Linked DNA regions of Homo sapiens: region 1 is linked to region 2. Evidence: chromatin loops called from intact Hi-C (ENCODE). Cell type or tissue: PC-9. All regions are shown on one strand. Links, peaks and the distances in the headings refer to the core of each region. The heading gives the core; the rest is flanking DNA.

Evidence for each region. Peaks named below come from ENCODE experiments on the same cell type or tissue, not always from the same donor. Only the 100,000 strongest peaks of a DNase experiment are listed, where the experiment ranks them.
Region 1: it touches region 2 in a loop (14-fold over the local background); 3 of 110 quality-filtered maps call a loop at or near these places.

What each region holds. Positions count from the first base shown.
Region 1 is chr4:55,170,927-55,176,309 of GRCh38, forward strand. No RefSeq gene overlaps it. Among named protein-coding and RNA genes, the nearest start is that of KDR, 48 kb to the left of the region's middle. RefSeq lists an enhancer at 4,569-5,383. In PC-9, for the core only: no CTCF peak of the experiment used is centred there; DNase peaks (open chromatin) are centred at 2,835 and 4,955; H3K4me3 peaks cover 244 bases; H3K27ac peaks cover 703 bases.
Region 2 is chr4:55,030,579-55,035,961 of GRCh38, forward strand. It overlaps LOC124900703 (a long non-coding RNA gene), which reads right to left and starts at 4,801. Exons shown (of 2, transcript XR_007058121.1): 1 at 4,713-4,801. It also overlaps the pseudogene RNU6-410P. In PC-9, for the core only: no CTCF peak of the experiment used is centred there; DNase peaks (open chromatin) are centred at 283 and 2,913; H3K4me3 peaks cover 608 bases; H3K27ac peaks cover 2,646 bases.

The DNA.
Region 1 (5,383 bases), core at 193-5,192, 140 kb after region 2:
AGATCATCCTGGCTAACACAGTGAAACCCTGTCTCTACTAAAAATACAAAAAAAAAAAAAAATTAGCCGGGCGTGGTGGCAGGTGCCTGTAGTCCCAGCTATGCAGGAGGCTGAGGCAGGAGAATGGCGTGAACCTGGGAGGTGGTGCGGTGAGCCGAGGTGCAGTGAGCCGAGGTGCAGTGACCTCAGTGCAGTGAGATGAGATCACACCACTGCACTCCAGCCTGGGCAACTGAGCGAGACTCTGTCTCAAAAAATAAATAAATAAATAAAAATAAAAAGGAAAAACTGGGGGCCAGGTGCAGTGGCTTATACCTGTAATCCTAGCACTTTGGAAGGCCAAGGAGGATGTATCGATTGAGCTCAGGAATTTAAGACCAGCATGGGAAACATGGTGAAACCCTGTCTCTATAAAAAATACAAAAGAATTAGCCGGACATGGTGGCACCCAGCCTGTGGTCCCAGCTATTCGGGAGGCTGAAGTGGGAGGATCACTTGAGCCCAGGAGGTGAAGGTTGCAGTGAGCAGAGATCACGCCACTATACTCCAGCATGGGTGATGGAGTGAGACCCTGTCTCAAGAAAAAAAAAAAACAGCAAATTTCATCCCATTTGAATAAAGTAGATGTAAATATAATTGCACAGCTAAGGAAAGAAATGGGGGTCGGGCACGGTGGCTCACGCCTATAATCCCAGCACTTTGGGAGGCCAAGGCGGGTGGATCACAAGGTCAGGAGTTCGAGACCAGCCTGACCAACATGGTGAAACCCCATCTCTACTAGAAATACAAAAATTAGACAGGCGTGAAGGTGCGCACCTGTAATCCCAGATACTCAGGAGGCTGAGGCAGGAGAATCGCTTGAACCCGGGAGGCGGAGGTTGCAGTGAGCCGAGATCATGCCATTGCCTTCCAGGCTGGGTGACAAAGCGAGACTCCATCTCAAAAAAAAAAAAAAAAAAAAAAAGAAATGAGAATAATACACACCTTTTTTTTTTTTAATAGCAGTTACCTCTGCAGCGTGGCATGAGAGGGACCAACAGAGGCACTCTTCTCATATTTGTCTAAGTGGCTAGAGTTATGAATCTTTTTCTTCTCATCTTTAAGTGATTTTCAAATAAATTAAAACATTAATTTTACTTGAATCTGACACTGTATTGGAAAGGGACTTCCTTCTTTCCTAGGGCCCCCTACAAAACAGATGTTGAGGCTCCAAGTCCCCTGAAGAGTCTGGAGAGACATTACTGGTGCTGCAGAAGGACTTTTCAACATTCCACAAAGCCTAGGAGAAATGATGGGTTTGCTGGTAATAAGGCTGCTTAGAAGAGCTAAGACAACTTGTGTTCCACTTGTAGCTAGAATTACATCAATTCAGTGTGGTAACCTTGAGTACCTCAGGCTGATAAGACATTCAGAAGAGTAGTTTTATTTTTCTACAAATTATGATTAATAATTTTTAAAGAAAGAAAACAACTCTTGGCTTAATAATTGTGCTTTGGCGTACAAAGCCTTTCAAAACACAAACACAGCATTCAGTGGATTAATAAAACGGGGACCAACAGGTCAACAAGTGGTCACTGTCTGGTGGTAGTGCTGCCATTTTTAAGCTTTCAAAAACCCCTAGGATGTTCCCTTTATCAAAGGAAATGAAGGCAACTCCTCTTGGCTGTTCCTGCCTGATACTACAAACTTTTTAAAGGCTTCAAGTCAGGTAGCAGTTTTTGCCAATTAATGACTTGATAATCTCCAGGTCTAATGTAACCTTGCCATGATCTCTCTTTTATTTTCACCAGATAGAGAGTAATAAATAATACATGTAACCTAACCTATTGGCTTTGTCCACTCTCATAAGTAATCCTGGCTCCTTCTCCCTGCTGCGGCCCCTGGTCTTGGCCCCTGCCTATTCAGCCCAGCATGTCTGAACATTTAGTCATCTCTTCAGAGCCACACTTCCAGGAAAAGGCTATTGTTCCTGCATTTCCTGATCGCTTACTTCCTGTCATTTTTTTCAAAAGAGAATCAAAACTGTTCTAAAATCACACAAAGGTTCTTCTCTACTTCACAGTTGTAGTTTATTATATTGTCATCATTTACTTGATTTGGGGGCCATTTAAATACACCATGACCTGCCTGACCTGATCAGCAGTGTCCCTGAGTCACAGGTAGTTTCTACATGAGCCCCAGTATGAACACTGCCTTGTTTTCAATCACACGTGCATGCAGCTTAAACTTGTTTTTCTCCAAGACCTCAAAGAAATTTCTAATAGTACCCACATTATTGACTTTACACCAATGACCCATCTGATGAAGAAAAAGATCAGGGACAGAGAGGGCGAGCATCTTCCTAAGCTGGGGAGGAAGTGGCAGGCAATGAAGACATGGAAATGTCTCCTCTCTGCTCCAGCCCTTCCTCAACTCACACAAAGAAAAGAACTGATCAAAATGAGTTTTGCTGCCCAGAAGAGACTGAGTCGCTAGAAGGGAGAAAATGACAGGGAGGGAGCTCAGGAAATAAAAAACCTGGGTTTTGACTGGCACACACATGTACAATACACATACAGGTGTGTATATACATGCACACACATACATACACATGCACATACATACATACATACACACCACACACACATACATATTTAAGAGCTTCCTTTGTGCCAGGCACTGTGCTAAGTATTTATATACAATATCCTGATTAATTTTGACACCTTCCCATGGGGTAGGTACCTTTATTCTCCACATATTACATGTCAATATTACATATGAATGAACTCATCCAAGTTCACACAGCTAGTACAACAGCTGAGCCACAGTTAACTCATGCTTTATCTAACAGCAAAGTTGTATAACTCACCCCTCTATTTGCTAGCTGTGTGATTTCTGATGAGTCACTTAACTGTTCTGAAGTTCAGTGTCCTCATCTATAAAACGGCAGTAACAAAGCCTACAAAATCTGCTTCCATATTGTGTTGAGAATTAAATGAATTTATGTGTATATTTACCACACACAAAGATATATTTCTCTTCTTTACCTCAGTTTTGGTTGGCTTTTGGTAAAATGCTTATTATGACTGGGTTATTGTAAAAATTAAAAGAGGAAACATGAAAACACTTTGGAAACCATAATTAATCATTGTTATTCTCAGATATGGTTTTTCTTTTTTGTGTGTGTGGTTATTTTGTGTGTGTGTGTGTGTGTGTGTGTGTGTGTGTGTGTGTGTGTGTGTGATGGAGTCTTACTCTGTTGCCCACACTGGGGTGCAGTGGCGCAATCTCAGCTCACTGCAACCTCCCCTCCTGGGTTCAAGTGATTCTCCTGCCTTAGCCTCCCAAGTAGCTGTGATTACAGGCACCTGCCACCCGCCCATCTAATTTTTGTATTTTTAGTAGAGACAGGGTTTCACCATGTTGGCCAGACTGGACTCAATCTCTCGACCTCAAGTGATCCACCCACCTCAGCCTCCCAAAGTGCTGGAATTACAGGCGTGAGCCACCACACCCAGCCTCAGATATGTGTTAAACAAAGATATATGACCAGGTAGTCTAGATTAACTATATATCATAATTTACCAGTTGTCAGATGGGCAAAGATAAAAATGTTTGAGAATATACTGTGTTAGAAAATGGAAGGGAAATGAGAACACTCATACATTGCTTATGGGTGTGTAAATTGTCACATCCTCTAAGGAGAGAAACTGGATTACATTTCTCAAGGTTAACCATGTAAATAATTTTTTTTTTAAATGGAATCTCGCTCTGTGGCCAGGCTGGAGTGCAGTGGTGCAATATCGGCTCACTGCAACCTCCAATTCCCTGGTCCAAGCGATTCTCCTACCTCAGCCTCCTGAGTAGCTGGGATTACAGGCACGAGCCACCACGGCCAGCTGATTTTTGCATTTTTAGTAGAGCCGGGGTTTCACCATGTTGGCCAGGATGGTCTCCAGCTCCTGACCTCATGATCCACCCACCTTGGCCTCCCAAAGTGCTGGGATTATAGGCATAAGCCCCCACACCCAGCCATAAATATTCTTTGACCCAGTTTTTCCAACTCCTTAAGTGTGAAAAAGACAAGTTTATTTATTATAGTATCGTGTAAAAATTTGGACGGAAAAGTTGGAAACAATCTGAAGGTCCAGCAACAAGAGCTGCTTCTATAAATGAAGTTTTTTACAACAAAATACCATAAATCACTACTTTTAAAAATCTCTTTATGTAGTGATGTAACACAATTGCCAAGACACATTGCTAAGTGGAAAAAAGGGTGCAGAACAGCGTTTCTATTATGCTATGGCACATGCCTGCGTTGCTCACGCACACACACACTCCCCTGTGTATGTGTATTCTTATTTATGTATAGACCAGGACTGTGTGATAGAAATATAATGCAAGCAACAAATGTAAGCCACATGTGTAATTTTAAATGCCCTAGTAGCACAAAGAAATTAAACAGATAAAATGCATTTAATGATATCCAAACTATTATCAACATGTCAACATGCAATCAATATAAGAATTATTTATGAGATGTTTTACATTCTTTCTTTCATAAGACTTTAATACGGTATGCGTTTTACACTTGTAGCACATCTCAATTCAGATTAGCCACATTTCAAGTGTTGTATGGCTACACACAAGTCAGCACACATGGCCACAGCTACCTTATTGGACGTTAAAGGCATAGTCGTCTCCACAAGAAAATGGTAACAGCAGTCACCTCTGGAGAGAAGAACCTCTCTGGATACCTGGGTAAGAGGAAGAACTGCTCTTCATTCTATGCCTTTTTGAGCTTTTCAAATTTCATGCCTTGTGCATTGCCTTTTCTGAATAAAATGAGTAAAACAGTTTTACAGCAATTCTTTACAGTAACTTCTTATTCACTCTGCCATACAAATAGGGACGGATGATTCATACAATGTGAGGACAATTATCAGCAACCAATGACTCTTTCTTACTCCCTGGAGTCTTGTCATTGCTTAGTAATTTAAGGAATCCGTCTCAGGGACAAGCAACAGTTTGCCACTGAGAGAATGGAGTCAGGTTGGGGACACATTCCCAAACTGGAAATTCATCAAATTAGAAACAGGGTTTTGTAACTAATTTATAGCTGAGAAAATGAAATACGAAAGGATCCTAGCTGGTGGGGATCCTCTCACACATCCCTACCATGAGCTCAGAGAAGCCTCCATGTCAGGACACAGCCGGAAACTGCAGGGGGCACGTGAAGGCAAAGACAGGAAGAAGAGGACAGGAAGGAGAGGTGAGGAAAGAGGAGGTTTCCATAAACAGGAAACCACCAGGTGGCCTTTTCACCTCTTAAATCTTGAGGGAGACAAGCGGAGAACCCCACTCCCAACCAAGAGAGAGGACCTACCGTTTCCCAATCAGCGGA
Region 2 (5,383 bases), core at 74-5,073:
ACCCCCTCCCCCTTTTCCCATATATCTGTATATGGGTCATTATCCTCTTCTCCATCAACATCTTCTCAGCATAACTGAATGCCCTAGGGAGATTGGGCTGGTGAGGCTCTGCCATGATTAATGGATTTCTTTTCACTCTTCAGTAATTGGCTGGCTTCCACTAAGGGCAGCTAATGTCTCTGTAGCTAGTTGGATTAAGTAGATTAGGTTACCAGTATTGCTGCTTATCTCATTCTAGAATCAATGATCCAATTCACACGTTCACCACCTATAAATCTGGGGAAACTATTACACAGAAGCCCTAGTAATTGATTAGTGGGTATTTCCTGAAATGAATCATTTATAAGGTGATGCCTTGGTTCCCAGCCTATTTCTGAGGCAATTAGGACCTACTGAGTTGCTTATTTGTTTACACTTTGATGACATCCATTTATTTCTGGTCTAAAGTCTGAATCTCACACCCAGTTTCTTAATGTTCTGGCCACCAGCTCTTTCTCATTTCTTTCTTTGTGCTTCTTTCTGAAACCTTTTCAGCCAGATGCCCAGTTTATGACACAGCTGATCTCCAGTATCTATCTGTCTGTTGATTTTGATAGCGCCGAAATAGGGTCATTTTGATTCTTGGAGCAAACTGTAGCCAGGACCCACCTCCTTTTGCCTTTGCCGTCTCAGTGCTCACTGGCCATGCCAGAGGAAAAGCCTGGAGGGGATGTGTAGGTAGAGGACACTTGCAGAGTGCTCTGACTCTCCTCCCAAGACCTGTATGTCAACAGAGCCTGCCAACAGAGAACAGCTGTTCTTCAACATGAGAGTCTGCTTCAGGCCGGAATCCTTTTTTACAATTTATGACTTCATATATGCCAGGCACTAAATTACAGACTGTACCTTAAAATCTGGGTGTGGTGGGAAGTCAGGTAATAATTGCTACCACACACCGAGCACTTCTATGAGCAAGGTGGTTTGTGCTAAGAGTTTCTCCTACAGCATTTCATTTAACTTATAGCCATCATGTGTCCTGGGTGTTATCATCTCATGCAAGAAACCTAAAGCTGATGGAGGTTATGTACATTTTCTGGGTCATTCAATTAATAAGTGAAGAAATTCAATCAAGCATTGACTTAGCTAATTCAAAATGGTACTTTTAACCAGTACAACATCCTGCCTCCCTCTTGAAAACATAAATGATTGGTCAGAATTACATGGCATTAGCTAAAAGGAGGTCACAGAAAGGCTGGTCACAGAAAGGTTACATGTAGGCTGCATAGCCCTGGGCTATAGAGTAGAAGGAAATGGGTCCTAGGAAGCATATAATCCCATGGTTCTCAAACTTTTTTTTCTTATTGTGGTTAAGAAAAACATGACATAAAACAAAAGATGGGATGCTTCAAAAGTTTGTGAAGATACAGCAAGATAGCTGTGCATCTTTGCACAGGGGCCATGGAATCTTCTCTGTATTGTTGCAGTTTTAGGATATACGCTGCCAAAATGAGCACTCCCAAATTTTTTAACTTGCAACTCACAACGTGAAACACATTTTACATCATGACTCCATACACACATCCATCTATAACTGAAACGAAATTCTACTTTGTAATCCTTGCACTTCTTCCATGTAGTACACTACATTTTTCTATTACATTTTCTATTTAAAAAAAAAAAATCTGGCCATAGCCTATTAAGTGGACTTTACAACTTGCAAATACTGATCTCTAAACATCAACGGATGGAAAATGGAGGCTCCAGGATATGTTGGATACCTGGCGCAGTGCCTGGCAAATAACAATCCTGAGTGTCTTTGCCTTATCTCCCTGTGTGATGCAGCAAGCCTGTGTAGTACCTCACCGGCAGAGCTGGGATGGAATCCAGGTTTGCCAATTCCCAATTTAGGGTTTCTCAGTCAAGGAAAGTTTGTCAAAGAGGAGGGATTCTCTCGTGGAAGAGTTTCTTCACAGGGGTGGGCAGAAGTGGGAAGAAACAATGAAGTCGTGGAAGACTCACACTGCCCACCATGGACCTTGCCCGAGGGCACAGGATACTACAACAGGACTGTCTAATTCCAAAGCCCACACTCTTTTTGTGGTTGTCTACCCTGGTTGCTCTGTAAAACCACCTAGGAACTCATCAACAATACCAATGCCTGGGCTACACTCATCAATTTAATTGGATTGTTTAGAGGTGGAGTGTTTTCTAAGGATCCCCAGCCAATTTTAAAGCAGAGCTACCATCTCAGTGCAGTGCAGAAGACACCTCATAAAACTGTTCTCACCAACCTTTCAAGCCTCAGCTGCAAGGCTGCCCTCTGGACCCCAGGGAGTCCTGACTTAAAGCGACAGTCAAAAGTAACTGCCCTTTCCTTGTATCCCTCCAGCCTTCACAGGTCCCTTTATCTGGTGCTTATCTCTCCTGCTACATGATGCAGGGCTTATGCCTTACTCACTGTTGTATCCAAGTGTGGAATAAATATTTACAGTATGCCCTTTGCTCAGATGGCTCTTCTTTTCCAAGCCATTCAGGCTTTTCAACTTTCCTGTGATTTAGCTGTAACTCCTAAAGAGGGTGATTCAATTCTCCCTATTGAAGTACTACCTCAGGTAGCTTTTTTTTTTTTAAATTCTCCCCAGGATCAGTTCCACAGAGGACAAAAGGAACTCTCATTTCACAGTTGCAAAATCTTGACCAGTGAGGACCAGTCACTGAAGGCAGTGAGGCTACAGTGTCCCTTCCCACATGGCTGGGCTTTCTCTCCCAGTCTCTCCCCTCCAGTCGTCTCCCCTAGGTTTTCAAATCCTCCAGGGTTTCTGACAAGGCAGTGTTCTCCGGGGTGCAGCGCCCTGGACAGGAAGTAAGGAAGAAGGACTCCCTGTCCAGTTCGTGACCATCAGTGTGTCACACCTTGAGGCCTCACTTTTCCGTTTTGTTAGCTGGGAACGAAAACATTCCTAACTCAATTGTCACCCTCCGCTCCTTTCCCCCTCGGGGATTATATAAGAACCCTTATACATGAAAACAAGCTTTGTTCAGGTCCTTGAGCTTTTCTGAGGACAGCTTTGTATAAATATAAGATACCTTTTGTTATTGTGTGTGGCCCAAGGGATTTCCAAAAAGAAGCTGGGAGCCAGCAATGCTCATTTTTATAGGCAGAAAATAGCTGTTGGGAAAACAACCTGATGTGTGGAGCACAATGTTCTTATCGAGTAGACAGAATTATCTTTCCCAGGCAGCCATGAAGATGAAACACCTGGTGCACACGTTTCCTGCCCCTTCACATATTTTGAAAGAAAGAGACCTTTACCCTGACCTGTCAAGCAATGATCTTCATGAACTTCTGTCCACAGACTCTGACTGTTATCTTGGCTTGCTTCTGTGGATTTAAATGGTAAACATAGCTGATCCTCACTCATAGGGCATCTTCTTCTCCAGATATCACGCAGACCTTATCTGATCCACACATGCATTTCTTCTTCCTTAAAATGCAGTCACTGGACAGGGCTCACCTCACTGATGTCAGGGGCTAAGGGCCAGGGGTTTCCTGCTTTCAGCCCAACACAGTGTTGGGTGCTGGTGAGGAGATCAGGACCTTGAAGCCTTGACCCTGACCCGGCAATGACTGAAAAATCTTTTGGGAAAGAAAACAAAATAAAGCCACTGAAAACATTTAGAGAACTAAACAAACCTGTAATAAAATTTACTGTCTACCTTGAAGGCTTGAAAGTGTTTAAAGAAGGTAGAAATCAGTGTAGGAAAGTTCCATACAAAAGCACCAATACATGTAGAAGGTTCTCAATAATATTAGTTAAGTCAATGAAGGAAACCTGAAGTGAATGAAAAGCATTTGAAATGGTGGAGGAAGGAGCCAACAGCTGCAGAAGCCATGGAGCACAGTAGTTTAAGTGTTGATTGTAAAACAAGACAGATTGGCCTGAGTGTGCCACTCACCAACTGTGTGATTCTGAGCAAGCTGTGTCACCTCTCCAAGCTTAACTTTCCTCTTTCATAATAAATAACTAACAACAATAACTCTATCATAGGCTCAGGGGAAGAATTGTGTGACATAAATACAGGCAAAGCTCTTAGCACAATGCCAAGCATGGAGTAACTGTTCAAACAATGTTGAATATTGTTGTTGTTTATATTATTATTAGGGAAAACATGAACAAAGGCAGGAATTACTTAGTCTGTGCATGGGAAAATCTATTTTCCCTACAATAATAAAATAATCAAAATACTTGGTACTATTATTTAAAATCCCATCTCCCAGGCTAGATGAGATGCTATAAGCCATGATGGCATGGGTCATTAGGGCTCTTAGGAACTGTTGCATGGTACATAACATGGAATTTGAGCAGAAAGAGCCTGCCCACTGCAATATTGTGAAGGAAAGAAGATGTATATTAATGACCTCCTTCCAGCTCTGATTTCTCGCCTCTTGCCTTCTTTCCACACTCTTCCCCATTCCCACTACTTCCGTTTCCCCATCGTGCCTCAGTGACCTCACATTGTCTCTTCTCAACCCTCCCCTCCCCACTCCCTTCTCACCCTTCCACCCAAATTTAAAATCTCATCTCCCAGGCTGGATTGAAAGCCTGGTGAGTCAGGGGAAATGGGACTGACATGGTGGCCTCTCAGGCAATGTTGATAGCATATGGGGTCAGGGGCAGAGATTACCTTGGTTGTGTCTTGATCTATCAAGTCATATATGGGTAGCTGCTCACCTCTTACACATGGAGCACTCAGCAGGAAAACTTCCAGTTCCCTTACAAATCAAATTTTCAAGTGAGAACTTAAGGAATTCTTCATTTTCCTAATAAAAGAAACACAAATGCCATAAGTAAGCCATGATATCACAGGTCATTAGGGCTGTTACATACTGTTGCACAGTTGGTGCACTGCACATAAAGGCCTGATGTAGGCATCTGCTTGTCAAGCTGTGCACTGATGGGGCTATGGGCATCCACCCTGCTTCCTTCCCAATTTGTCCTATGGATGACAGTCATGATCCTACTGAAATGGTCTTGACCACATTTTTAGTTTCATAAGGCTATCTTGGCTCCAAGTTACCTACAGGATAAAACCCCAATTTTCTAGCCTGGCAGAGAAAGCTTTTCACATCCATCCCTGCCTTCCTCTCCTCATCTCCTGCAGTGATAAACTCCTCCTCAGTTCCAGTCCCCCCGCCGAACACTGTATCTTTTCAAAACATTGTCCTTCAATCTGAACACTATCTCTAATATTCTTCACCTGATAAACTCCTCCTGCTCTACTAGAACCTCCTCCAGTATCATTTCCAAAGTAAAAGTTTTCATATCTTTTCCAGCCTTTGGATTCTGCAGTTTATACCTCAAATGTTTAGCACATAGTGGATGCTTAGAGATACTTCTTAAAT